2 separate regions of the Homo sapiens genome follow, and region 1 is linked to region 2. The links are chromatin loops, found by intact Hi-C in ENCODE. Cell type or tissue: PC-9. All regions are shown on one strand. Each heading gives the region's core, and the rest is flanking DNA. Links, peaks and the distances in the headings are about the cores only.

The links. Hi-C counts contacts between places; a loop is a spot of excess contacts. Peaks named below come from ENCODE experiments on the same cell type or tissue, not always from the same donor. Only the 100,000 strongest peaks of a DNase experiment are listed, where the experiment ranks them.
Region 1: a loop joins it to region 2, with 8 times the contacts of the local background. A loop is called at or near these places in 1 of 110 quality-filtered maps.

What each region holds. Positions count from the first base shown.
Region 1 is chr10:30,095,034-30,101,674 of GRCh38, forward strand. The region is part of intron 1 of LOC101929256 (a long non-coding RNA gene); the gene reads left to right. It also overlaps a transcript of JCAD not described here. Among named protein-coding and RNA genes, the nearest start is that of JCAD, 39 kb to the left of the region's middle. In PC-9, for the core only: no CTCF peak of the experiment used is centred there; DNase peaks (open chromatin) are centred at 3,788 and 4,858; H3K4me3 peaks cover 465 bases; H3K27ac peaks cover 1,277 bases.
Region 2 is chr10:30,183,524-30,190,164 of GRCh38, forward strand. No RefSeq gene overlaps it. Among named protein-coding and RNA genes, the nearest start is that of JCAD, 130 kb to the left of the region's middle. In PC-9, for the core only: a CTCF peak has its summit at 2,867; a DNase peak (open chromatin) is centred at 2,518; H3K4me3 peaks cover 384 bases; H3K27ac peaks cover 1,892 bases.

The sequences.
Region 1 (6,641 bases), core at 2,550-5,049, 88 kb before region 2:
TGCACCTCCAGCTAGGGTGTAGTTCTGAGTCCCTTTGGTCACCTCATCCTTTTCCTTAGCATCCCTCTGGCCCTTGGACGAACTTTATGTTTATTCTCTGTGCCCTAGAACTCTGGGTCCTTCCCTGGTTCATGCCTCTATTTTTCTTTCCTGCATAGAACTTGCAGTTCCCAATTTTGCCCATGATGGACAAGTTCATGGCTCTCGTCTCTTAACGTTATTTTCTGAACCCTGACCCATTTCTTCACTTCTCTTTCAGTTTTGTTGATAGATATTTACTGATCATTAAAATTGATTCTACCCCTGGGGGAATGAGTCATGGCTTTTTAACCTATTGTTCTAAATTAATTCCTGGGCCAGCCTTGCAATGGCCCTGTGGCCTCAACAATGGGCACCAGTGTCCCAGGTGCCTTGGAGGTATTTTCTCAGCTCCACCCAACAACCTACAGCCCACTTTTCATCTTATCCCATTGCTGAGCTTGCCTCCCCGTTCGACCTGCTCTGACTTTGAATTTGGGGCTGGAATTGTGCATTTTGTTCTTTTCTCATTTGCACTTCATGTATCTGAGTATTGGAACATTTATCCTGCTATGTTTTAATTATTTGCTCACCTGTGGAACTCCCAGTCCTGATCACAAGCTCCTCATGGTCAAGGGCTGTGTCTCGCTCATCTTAGAATCGTGAGTGCCTGGCTCATGAGAGATGCTCAGGAGATATTGATGAGGTTAGCAGCTGAGTTCCCCAGAGGGGAAGCCTTAGAGCCTTCTATAAGCCCAGCCTTGCCATAGACAGTACTTCACTCCTGGAGCAGTGGTAATATAAAAAATGACCACATTAGTAAGTGACAGGCTGTTCCTATTCATCCCAGAGACTTTTTGCAGGGGTTCTTTGTGTGTTTCTATTTGCTCATTTGTTTTTCAGTAAGGCGGAACTTCTCTTTGAAGCTTGTGGCATGTTAAGTCCACTGACCACAAGCTAGGGAAAAAATGCAGTATTTTGCTTTTTTTGTTTTATTGTCAGTAAAAGTCAAGGTTCAGTCCACAGGATCCACACAGCCATCAGAGGGGCCAGTGTGTGGAGAAGCTGCCAGGAAAGATGCCATCAGCCTGGGCCATTGAGGTCTTCTCTGTAACCCTGCCTCTCTGTCTTCCTGACTCACCTGCCCCACCGCCCCAGGTGCTGGGGACAGAGGCATGTGTATTGCAGACCAACACTGATGATGGGCGGCCCCACCAAATCAGCCTGGAGCTCAACTCCTGCTGCACCACCAACCCCACTGCCCTGAGCCTCAGTTTCCTCGTCTGTAAGATGTGGAAAATGCTACCTACCTTGCAGAGTTGCTACAGGGATCAGTGGTAATGCAAAAATGCTATTACTATTGTTATTATTATGGAAATCTCTAGGCAGGAATCACATTCTCAAGCTGGCACATAATGAAAATCAAGGAATCACTAATGCATTATTCATCACACCTTGACATGACTTTTATATAACATTCAGCTGAAGTATCTTCGATCTGTATCTTCTTATTTGCTATTCTGAGTTCAGAACATAGGATAACTAGCTCATCAGTTCAATGAGCTGGGATTTTTTTTTTTTTTTTAATGAGCATCTGTTTGTGCCAACATCTCAGGTCCCTGAATGTACCCCTTCTCCTGAGGTTGAAGTATAAATTGATGAAGGCTCAGGTGGCGTCATGGAATGTCTCAAATAGATTAAGGCTGCACGACACGTGTGTGACTTGTATTCTATTTGGAGACAGTGTGGGAAGGTGAATCCAGCAAGAGCTCAAATTTTCCAGTGAGCAAATGTAGAATTTTAATTAGCTTCGAGTCCATTTCTCTGCTGGAAATAGATCTCTGAGCATTTCTTCAATAGCATTACAGTAATTATAACAATTCTGAAAGGAATAAGTTACAGGATGTATTTTTGTAAGCTTAGCAGAATAAGAAAGGCCACATCCAGTTCTGTATTTGGAGCATGCCTGGAGTTGCTGTCAAATGATGCTCAACAGCATCAATGACAATAATGTAGACCATCCTATCCACAGTACTCTAAGACTGTACTGCCCATGGCACTTCCTACAGCAATAGAAATGCTCAAACCAAATCTGCACTGTCTAATATGGTGGGCACTGGCCACGTGCAGCTAGCATAACTAAGGGCTGAATTTTAACTTTATTTAATTTTAAATAATTAAAATTAAATAGCCACATGTGGCTAGTGGCCACCGTATTGAGCAGCACAGATACCAGCTGGTGCTTACTCTAAGCCCCCTGCAGCCTGGGGTATTAGTGGGACAAAGGAGGAAATGTCAAAGGCCCCCAAGGCACCATAAAGCCCACACTCTAAAGCTCAAAGGAAGCCAATTCATTGAGTTTTCTATTTTTCATCCTACAGCATATCAGATGCATCCAATTAGAAAAGAGACGCAGGGCCTGGTGCAGTGGCTCATGCCTATAATCCCAGCACTTTGAGAGGTTGAGGTAGGCAGATACCTGAGTCAGGAGTTCAAGACTAGCCTGACCAACATGGTGAAACCCTGCATCTACTAAAAATACAAAATTAGCCAGGCGTAGTGGTGCACTGTAGTGGGCCTGTAGTCCCAGCTACTCGAGAGACTAAGACAGGAGAATTGCTTGAACCCAGGAGGCGGAAGTCGCAGGTTTGCAGTGAGCCGAGATTGCCCCACTGCACTCCAGCCTGGGCGACAGATGGAAACTCCGTCTCAAAAAATAAATAAATAAATAAAGGAAAGAAAAGAGACACGGGTACAATGGCAGCACCCTCCAGAAATGAAAAAGTTTGAAAAGGAAACAAGACTCAAAGGAGAAAAACAGCCTGGGATTCCTGAGCCCAAGGATAAGCAGCCTTTATACCTCAAAGTCATCAAGGAAACGTCAAGAGTTCAACCACAGAGGCTCCAGGAAGGGATAGAGGGAAAATGAGCAACCCTAATCCAGACTTCTGGCCATCAAAGGTGGTAAAATATGGACGGTATTGCTGCCAAATGGGTGAGTTTTGGTTATCTGGAGAGTCCAGCTGCTGGTCACGTCTCAGTCCCTCCCTAATAGCACCTTGTGATGTCCTTTTGTTCTTGGGAGAAATAACTCCTGCGACCCTCGGGTCTGCCTAAAGTAGCTTTGCCCACAGCTCCTGCCTCAGTTTATATGACTTCTCCTGACTCTTTGTTCTCTAGCTAGGCTGATCGTCCTTCTGCTTCCTGAAGGTGCCGTGATCCTTCCTCCACAGGACTTCTATCTAGAAGGTTTCTTCCATGCTACCCCTGTTTCTCCCCCAGCTGGCTCCTAGGCACCCTCAGATCTCAGCTCAAGTGTGTTCCTTGGAAGGCCCCCTGAATCCCCAACCCATCCCCACCACATCTAGGCCTGGTTTCTTTGTTAGTCACTCTTCGCCCTGCATTTCTTCCCAGCAAATACCTACTTGAATATACTCGTGCATCAGTGAGATGAACTGATTTATTCATCTGTAAACTCCAAGAAAGCTGGGATGGTGTTTGGCCTGATTCATTTGCTTTTGTGTCCTCAGTTCCTGGATTGTGCTCAATAAATGCAAAATGAAAGAATGAATGAACTCCAGTTTATTTCTAAGATTTTCGACATGACAAGTGTCCTCCAATCCCTAACACTTTCACATCTTCCTAAAAAATCTCTTTAAGCTTTAGGATGACTCATATTCTCTTTGAGTGCCATTCCAAAGTTCTTACTGTCCAATAACTTATTATCATGAAATCTTCAACCTTAAAATTCCACCCACTTCTCCTTTGTTTGCTCCACTTACTACATCGTCCCCCAAAAACTTCCTGATTTTTTTTAAACCTTTGGAGCTCATGTTGCAAGCTGAATCACATCTGTGGTTCTTTTCTTGGCAATGTACTCGCCTTGGTTTTTTCAGTTTCCTTCACTTGGTTTATCTGATAGCCTCTGAGCTCCTTATTTACTTGCTACCAATTACTTAGGTGTCTATTACTTAGATAGCTGCATTATCTTTTGAAATTCGTAGTTTATCCTTCACCCAGGATTTTTCTATTATTTTTTCCATAGACTTTCTCTAAACTGTGAATCTATTTCTTATTCTCTTTTAAAGAAAATTATTTAAAAGTGGGGAAAATGAAACGTAAACATAATCCCAACTCATCTTACACCTCATCTTTGAAACATAAGACATCATTGCAAAAGAAAGATCTCAGTTAATTATTTCCAAAGCCTTCAGGGGATTTATTCCTAACTTCTCATTTTCTGTCTCATTCCTAAAGAATCAGGGGTAAAACTCCCATTAGTCCTAATTACCCTCCCTAAATCCAATCAAGTCATTATGCCTCAGACTTTGTTTTCTTTAGAATGAGTTTCTTATCTAGTTAAATAATTTTCTCTTTCTAATAGACTTTATTTAGTACCAATTTCTTGATATAAATAACTCTCCTCTTTAGTAAGTGTTTGTGAAGCACTTATTATGTTCCAGGCACTGTGCTAGGGAAACAGCATGAATAATAAGATGAAAAAAAAATCCCTGTCCTCATGGAGATTATATTTAACAGGAAGGGGTATAATAAACATATGAATATATATAATATAATTTTAAATAATGACAGGATCTACAAATAATCTTTATGCCAAATGCCATATACAATGAAAAAATCTGAATTTATACTAAAACAGATGTTAGATATGAGTTCTAAATTTCTTTTCAAAGAATCAATATGTCAGTATATGTTCAATTCTTTGTCTTCTACTTGTAAACTTAACTTCCTCGTAAAGTAACCTTTTTCGATTACCTCCTCCACCCTGACTCATTTCAATCACTTGCTCCACCCTGACTCATTGCGATTACCGGCTCCACTCTAACTCATTCCGATTACCTGCTACCTGCTCTGCCCTGACTCATTCTCCATCCTGCATAACCATTTCTCCCACCAAACCACTCACCCAGTCACTCTCTTTAAATTAGCCAATCGGAATTAGTTTAGCCTGTGCGGTCTAACCCTGGCCAACAGGGGAAGGACACAGCAGCAGGGGCCATGTGTGTCAGGGATAAGAACCCCTTCCCCTCCCTTGTCCAAGTGTGCTGCTCACCATTGCTCCATCTGTAAAGGCGCACCCTTCTATAGAAGTAGCTTGCCTTGCTGAGAATTAAAAATAAAATTTTACATTCAAGTGCTATTTCTTTTACGGCACTGAAACTTTATTTATAACATAGAGAAGGGTTGATATTCTTGGTGGAAATTATGACTCTGTTTTGTTAACAAAGAGTCGAACTCTAAAATATTTGAAGAGATTTATTTATTCTGAATTATTCTTTTTGTTGTTCTTGTTTTGTTTGAGGGTTTTTGTTGTAGTTGTTGTTGTTTGAGACAGATCTCACTCTGTCGCCCAGGCTGGAGTGCAGTGACGCGATCTCGGTTCACTGCAACCTCCGCCTCCTGGGTTCAAGCAATTCTCCTGCCTCAGCCTCCCAAGTAGCTGGTATTACAGGCACCCACCACCACACCCAGCTAATTTTTTGGTATTTGTAGTACCGATGGGGTTTCACCAAGTTGGCCACGCTGGTCTCGAACTCCGAACCTCAGGTGATCTGCCCACCTCGGCCTCCCAAAGTGCTGGGATTACAGGTGTGAGCCACCCGACCCTGGCCTATTCTACTTTATTCTTAAACAAAGCCTGAGGCATAATGACTTGATTGGATTTAGAGAGGGTAATTAGGACTAATATGAGTGACCAATGGCCCCTGACACAGCCCTCAGGAGATCCTGAGAACATGTGCCCAAGGTAGTCAGGGTGCAGCTTGGTTTTATACATATTAGGGAGACATGAGACATCAGTCAATACTTGTAAGATGTTCATTGGTTCAGCCAGAGAAGTGGGATAACTGGAAGTGGGACTTCCAAGTCAGGCAGATTCAAAGATTTTCTAACTGGCAATTGGTTGAAAGAGTTATTATCAATAAAAAGGAATGTCTGGGTTAAGATAACGAGTTATGGAGATCAAGGTTTTATCATGCAGAGGAAGCCTTCAGGTAGCAAGCTTCAGAGAGAATAGATTATAAATGTTTCTTATCAGATTTAAAGAGTCTGTTCTGGTTGGGTGCGATGGCTCATGCCTGTAATCCAGCACTTTGGGAGGCCAAGGCAGGTGGATCACAAGGTCAGGAGTTTGAGACCAGCCTGGCCAATATGGCAAAACCCTGTCTCTACTAAAAATACAAAAAATATAGCTGGGCGTGGTGGCCCATTCCTGTAATCCCAGCTACTCGGGAGGCTGAAGCAGGAGAATTTCTTGAAACTGGGAGGTGGAGGTTGCAGTGAGCTGGGATCACACCACTGCACTCCAGCCTGGGTGACAGAGCGAGACTCAGTCTCAAAAAAAGAGTCTGTTTTATTAGTAATTCCAAAAGGGAGGAGGGTGTCATGAGGCATGTCTGACCCTCCTTTCCTATCATGGCATGAAACTAGTTTTTCAGGCTAACTTATTTATTTATTTTATTATTATTAATTTTTTGTTAGAGACAGGGTCTCACTATGTTGGCCAGGCTGGTCTTGAACTCATGACCTCAAGTGATCCACCTGCCTTGGCCTCCCAAAGTGCTGGGATTACAGGCCTGAGCCACCACGCCCGGCTCAGGCTA
Region 2 (6,641 bases), core at 1,605-4,104:
TGTGTGTGTGTGTGCGTGTGTGTGTGTGTGTGTATCAAAAGCCCACTTTCCCTCCGGTCGCCCATGCCTGAAATTCTACACGTAAAGGCCATTCTCTTCTTCCCTCTTCAGACACCATCATCTCAAAGAGAATAATACTTTATGCTTTATCAGTAATTGGCATCATTGGGGAAATTCATTCATCAGACTCTCCTCTTCATGGGAGCAAAAAGGGCTGAAAATGAGAATGCCGAGTACTGGTATGGGACCATGCAGGAGAGAGAGATGTGCTGGGCTTCCCAGCTGTGCTCAGGGATCCACACCTGAGTCCCAGCCTCTGTGCGGTGAGGGAGAGCAGATGAGCAGGGAAGAATGTGTCCTCCCTCCTCCCAGAGACCACCAATTTCAAGTCAATGCTTTTCAGGGAACAGCGTCTGTTGATAGGTAGCTGGTTTCCAAATCTGGATTCCTCATAGATGGGTCTGGCTTGGGACCCCCTCATTTCCAAATCCTGCACTTTCCATCAGCTGGCATTTCCATGTGTCTAGGGCTTAACTATTCTCAACCTGCTTCTGTTAAAATGGTGCAAAAGTAATTGCACCAACATAATACATAACTTCTCTCATGGATCCTCACAACAACGTGAACACATGGTCATTTTTACCTGTTGGGAAAAGACAGCGAGTGAAGCCAGGCATGGTGGCTCAAGCCTGTCATACCAACTACTTGGGAGGCTGAGGTGGGAGTATTGCTTGAGGCCAGGAGTTCAAGACTAGCCTGGGCAACATAGCAAGATTCCCCCATCTCAAAAATGAAAGAAAGAGAGAGAAAGGAAGGAAGCAAGGAAGGCAGGAGGAAGAAAGGAAGGACAAAACCAGCAAGAAAGAGTCTGAGGGGGAAAGGATGAGGAAACTCCTTCCCTCAGTTCCCTAAGCACCATGCTGCACACACCTGCAGGCACCTCACTGCATCAGAACCCAGAGTGCAGGAAGGAGCCATTCATCTTCCTGGGAATGAGTCTTCCAGATGCAACACTGTAGCAACAGTAACTATTATCTCTGGCACAACGTTGCTTACAAAACAGAGGGCCCTCAGAAACTTCAAGGCCAGCTATTGAACTCTGTCCTGATGCAGGCACACACATTAGTTCAGTAATTACAATGCTGCAGTAAAGAACTCCTTAATTCTTCCCAGGCCGAGGGAAGGTGCAGATGGCTGGGAAGGTCTGCCCTTCTTCCCTGGCATTGAAGAGGATAGGGACTGCTTGTCTTCTTGGTGGGCGGGCTATTTATTTACTCAGCTCTCTGGATAGCCTCAGAGTGGTAGGCTTAAATAAACCAGAGCGTGGGGGTGGCACGTGCTGGGAAGGTGGGAAGTGAGCCTCCTGTCCCACTCAGGTCTCTCCTGAGTTTGGAGCCACCTTACAAATCACAAATTCCACGGCCAGAGAGTCATGGTTCCAGCAACTCCCCTTGTCACATACAGGCCCGGAGCCAATTCAGCAAAGACAGGAGACATTGCAAACCAAATGGTGAGCTCAAACAAGTCACCATGGCCAGGTGAGGTGGCTCACACCTGTCATCCCAGCACGTTGATAGGCTGAGGTGGGCAGATAGATCACTTGAGCCCAGGAGTTCAAGGCTAGCTGGGCCAACATGGTGAAACTGCGTCTCTGCTAACAATACAAAAATTAGCCGGGCTTGGTGGGGTGTGCCTGTAGTCCCAGCTACTCGGGAGGCTGAGGCAGGAGAATTGCTTAAACCCAGGAGGCGGAGGTTGCAGTGAGCCGAGATAACACCACTGCACTCCGAGTTAGACCCTGCCTCAAAAACAACAACAACAACAACAAAACCCCCAAAACAAACAAAAGCCCCAAAACCCAACAAACAGAAAAACCCCCCAAACAGACAAACAAAAAAACCCAAGTCACCAAGCAGCCATCAAAGCTCCCCTTGCTTTGTTACACCAACTTAGGCGCTTGCTCATCAATCACTGCTCATTCTTCAGTCTATTCCTGAGTGCTTGCTTTGGAATTTACTGTTATTTTTTGTCTCATACTAGATTGTTCCAAGTGGGGCCTATTCTTTCTAATTTTTAATATACATTCCCATATAGTTCACTGAAAATGTTGGACACTCATCAGATCATCTGGATATGATAATTTTGGGTGGGTGGGAGGATGGTGTGATTTGTCCTGGCTACACTGGAATTTTAGAGATCTCTTTTTATTTATTAATTTTTTTTTTGTAGAGACAAGGTTTTGCTCTGTCCCACAGGCTGGAGTGCAGTGGTACAATTGCAGCTCACTGCAACCTCCAACTCCTGGGCTCAAGCAATCCTCCTACCTCTGCCTCCCAAGTAGCTGGGATTACAGGTGTGCACCATTACGCCTGGCTGATTTTAGGAATTTAAAACCAGACTACATCTTTGCTAAAAGTTTCTTTTCACCTTTTGGGGTTCACTTAACTAGTTCAGACACTGTTTGGCAATTCTGGTTCAACAGGACTTGAGAGTGCTCTGGGACTAATTGAGCCAAGTACCATACTATGAATCTGGTTGGTGACTAATGTACTTGGAACTAATAGGAAAGAGTTAGTTTATTTTGGCTCAGTGATCTGGCCAGCCATTGCTTAGTGACCACAAATTATGACCCACAGAAGAAGTGAAGTAATTTATGTATAATCATAGAACAGCTAACACCTAGACAGAGGTTCTTCTGAGCCAGGCATCATGCTAAGAACTTTGCATATATTAACTCATTTAATCCTAAAAACAACCGGCTGAGGTGAGTTTTATCGTTATCCCCGTTGTGCAGATAAGGAAACTTAGGCAGAGAGAGGTAAGCAATTTCTCCAAGGTCACACAGGGTTAGCTGGACCTTATATAGACCCAAGACTCACTCCCTGTCTTGCCTTGCACATTGGCAAAGGCTAACCACGATTTTTAATGAACTCTGGGCAATTAATGGAGTTGATTAGCCGTGGCCGAATTTGTGCTGCCACCATGAGGAGGAAGAATCATAGTCCACCCAGACTGATGAGAACTCAGGAACCAGGAAAGGCAAGGTGAATGTGAAGCTGAGGTCTGTGTCTCCACTCAAGGACCAAACAGGAAATTCAGGGTGGGAGGGGGGCTCTGTCCAGTCTCCCAGCAGTGACCAGGGACAATGAGCTGGGCTTGGGCACCGCAGGGCTTAATTGTGGACTGTACCATGTTAACCGAGCTCAGAGTCCAAAGGCTAAAGTGAAACAGAAAGCCAGGCCGACTGTCTGGCTGGGTCATCTGCCCAAGAGGATTAGAGGAGGCAGAGCAACGCAGGTGTGAGTTAGCAGGGTGGAAAAACGAACCCAGCGTGCAGGCGCAGCTAGGAAGAGGTGGGGACAGATGCCCTCCGAGCGTGCCGCACTACTTCTCACGGGAAACCTTCAGGCCTGGGGAGTCTCTGGGGCGTGGTGAGGGAGGTGCTGTTCCTCCTCTCATATTCCTGGCTTGGCAGAGCCTGGTCCTGAAGTTGGGATATGGTCTAGTTACTAATATATTCTGTTAGGACATGACCAGGACACAGGAATCCCAGCTCACCGCATCCCCACCTGGGTTCAGAGAAGCAGATTGGATAGTGGGTAGACGGATGGCCTTTCGAAGCAGATAAACCTGGGCTCAGACTTTGGCCTCCGTTAACTCTTAGCTATGTGACCTTGGGCAAATCTATAACCTCCCTCTAAGCCTCAGTCTTGCCAGTTATAAAATGGGAATATTAATAAAACATGTAACTAACCAAGTTAATGTAGTAGTTAAATGCCATAAGAGGTGCAGGATAGTTTGCAGAAGGGTTGACTTGCACTAAATGATACCTCTATTTGCTGTTGTTATCAGTGTCAGGAATAACAAACGTTATTGGCTGGAAGGTGGCAAGGAGAGGGCAGGACTGAGCTAAATCATCCTTCTAATTGTTTGCGGGGCTCTCTTTTCTTCCTCTACTTCTAACTACTTGGATATGAGCCCTTCCAAAGGATCTCCCCTCCCCCAGAATCCCAAGCAAATGCCAGGTGCTTAAGGGACAGCAGGGTGGTGGCTCAGGAGGAAGCCCTAGGTCTTCTCCCACAACCAACTCTCACCTCAGTTCTTGCCTCAGCCAGAAGAGCTGCTGTGGGTCCCTTGATCCAAATAGCCGTAATAAAGCTAAGCTGCCTCGGATTTCTAAGGCCATTTTCTCAGAAGAGTCCCGTGGGCCCCTTTGAGTCAATCCTGGGAAGCCAACGGGGTGGAAGGAGAGTCAGGCTCCACGAGGTCGGGACTGTCAGCTCAGAGTCTATTCCTGGCCCTTCCTAGCCTCACCTGGGTCTAAGTACGCTCCCTGGCCCCACAAATGCCCCGTTAGCTATAGGCATCACCTGCTGAGCTCCCAGCCTCTTTGCGAGGTACTCCTTATTCTTCCAACTTTCAAACAATAGAAACACAAAATCTGTGTTTCTGTGTTTGGACACAACTCTCGTCACTTTGGATAGGTGCCTCCAGCTGTATGATGAGACGTGGGCTCTGCTCACTCACCGTGACCTCGAAACCCTTGAGACCCCTGTGGAGCAGAGCACGTCCTCACCCCCAGCAGCCCAGCCTCCTCCTGGGACCCCCTTCTGTCCCATCAAGGGACATCTCTGATACCTGGGAGACCTGGGCACCGGAGCCCCTTGCTCACCAGCCCCTGCCCAGTGAAGAATGAATGACTTCAGGATCCACTGCTTAACAAAGAAACACATGAAGGGGCCTGATTTTCCCGGCTGCTAAGAGGGGAAAGGAAGCTGGGCTCTGTGAATCACACAATGCCATCCAAACAATTCAAGGAAATGTCCAAGGGAAGGGACCAAAATAGCCCAGCACATCCCTGCATGCTGGGAGAGTCAAGAAAATGAAAGCCGGGGTCTGTCCAGCACAAGGAGATGGGACATTTAAAAAAAGAAAAGACAGTTTCCCCACAGCAGAGGAAGCTGCCATTTATAAATATTTACTGAGACAAAGTTGTGCATTCACTTCCAAGCCCAGGAAGGAAATATTCCAGGGCAGAGGTAGAGGTCTGGGTGCTGGAGGCCGGCTCTCCCCTGCCGGGGAGCCAGCCACCGTGCCCATCAATCTGATCCTCAGCTCTGGGTTACGTGACAGATTGTGGGTAGCTTGACATAGGCCACGATGAGACGAGCCGCACTGCAGAAATGGGCAAGTGTCACACAGGAGGGCTCCTCTCCCCACCACCACAGGACCGACAGTTCCACGTTTACCAGCACGTCACTGGGCGGAGAGACCAGTAAGGGACCCAGCACATCCCAGCAGGTGGCAGGACTTCACTCCTAGTGGGTTTTGGCTTGACTGTGGATGCCCAGGAAGACGAGCCTTTGGCCCAGGCTGTGTCCTCCAGTGGAAGGACTTCATTGGCAGAGAAGTTTGAATAGAGATGCTAACTCTCCAAGTCTTCTCTCTCTCCCTCTTTTCTAACAGAGTCAATTCTGAAAAGCTCTCTCTGGAGGAAAGAGTCTTCAAGACCCAGCTAACTAAACATGGAGCCCAGGAGAGGATAAACAGTATCTGTTATCATACTCATTATCCTTGGCTTCAAAGGACTCAACATGTTTACAAAGAGAACACGAGAGTTCTCTATGTTTATTTTAAAGTATGGACTTTAATAAACAGTCTTAAAAAAAAAACCAAATAACTCACGGGGAAAGCAATCTTCTTTCTGTGTTTTATGCATCAGTCAAAACATAACACTCCCTTTGGCTTTGGCTTAAATGAGTTTTGTTTCTTCACTAAAGTTCACCGTTTATAAAATACATACACTTTATTGACTTTGATCTCCCCACTGGCACAGCTTGAGGTTGGTTCAAAGTTCTATAGAGTTAAACACAACCACATGTGACTGAGGCAGCTCTTGTGGCCTGTTTGCCAATGTCTGCAAAGGCAAGACAGGGATCAGAAATTTTAGAGAGGCAAGCGATGCCAAGATCAAGGGTGTGCCCCCGACTCCGAGGAGACCTCAGCCAAAGGCTTCCTCCTCCTGGCCTGCTTCTGGGTAGCCAGAACTTTTACCAGGATGGAGAGGTGGGCAACGTGGCACAGGCCCACACTGTCTCCCAGAGGTGAGGAGTATGCCAGCCGAATTGGCTCTTTCTTATCTTCCCAGACTTGAGACACTTGGAAGAAAATGCATGTCTTTGCAGGTTTTTTTTAAAAAGTAAAATTCATACTCCTTAGTTACAAGAAGTCAAAAGTATAGGCATTTAAAATCTATGTGCTTGTGCACCCGTGCGTAGAGGTATATAGGTAAGCACGCAGATGAATGATAGAGATGAATAGATAGATGGACAGACAGACAGATAGATGATAGGTAATAGATAGACGATAGTTAAATTGATAGGTGATAAATAATACATAGATGATAGGTAAATGAGAGTAGATAATAGTAGATGATAAATAGTAGGTAAGTAGATAGGTAGATGGATGGATGTAAAATATAAAGGAGTTTAATTGAGCAATGAATGATTTGTGAATCAGGCAGCCCCCAGAGTCACAGCAGAGTCACAGAGACTCCAGGGATGTCTCGTGGCCAGAACACATTTATAGACAAATAAAAGAGGGAAATGATATACCGAAATCAGCAGTGAGGTAAAGAAAGA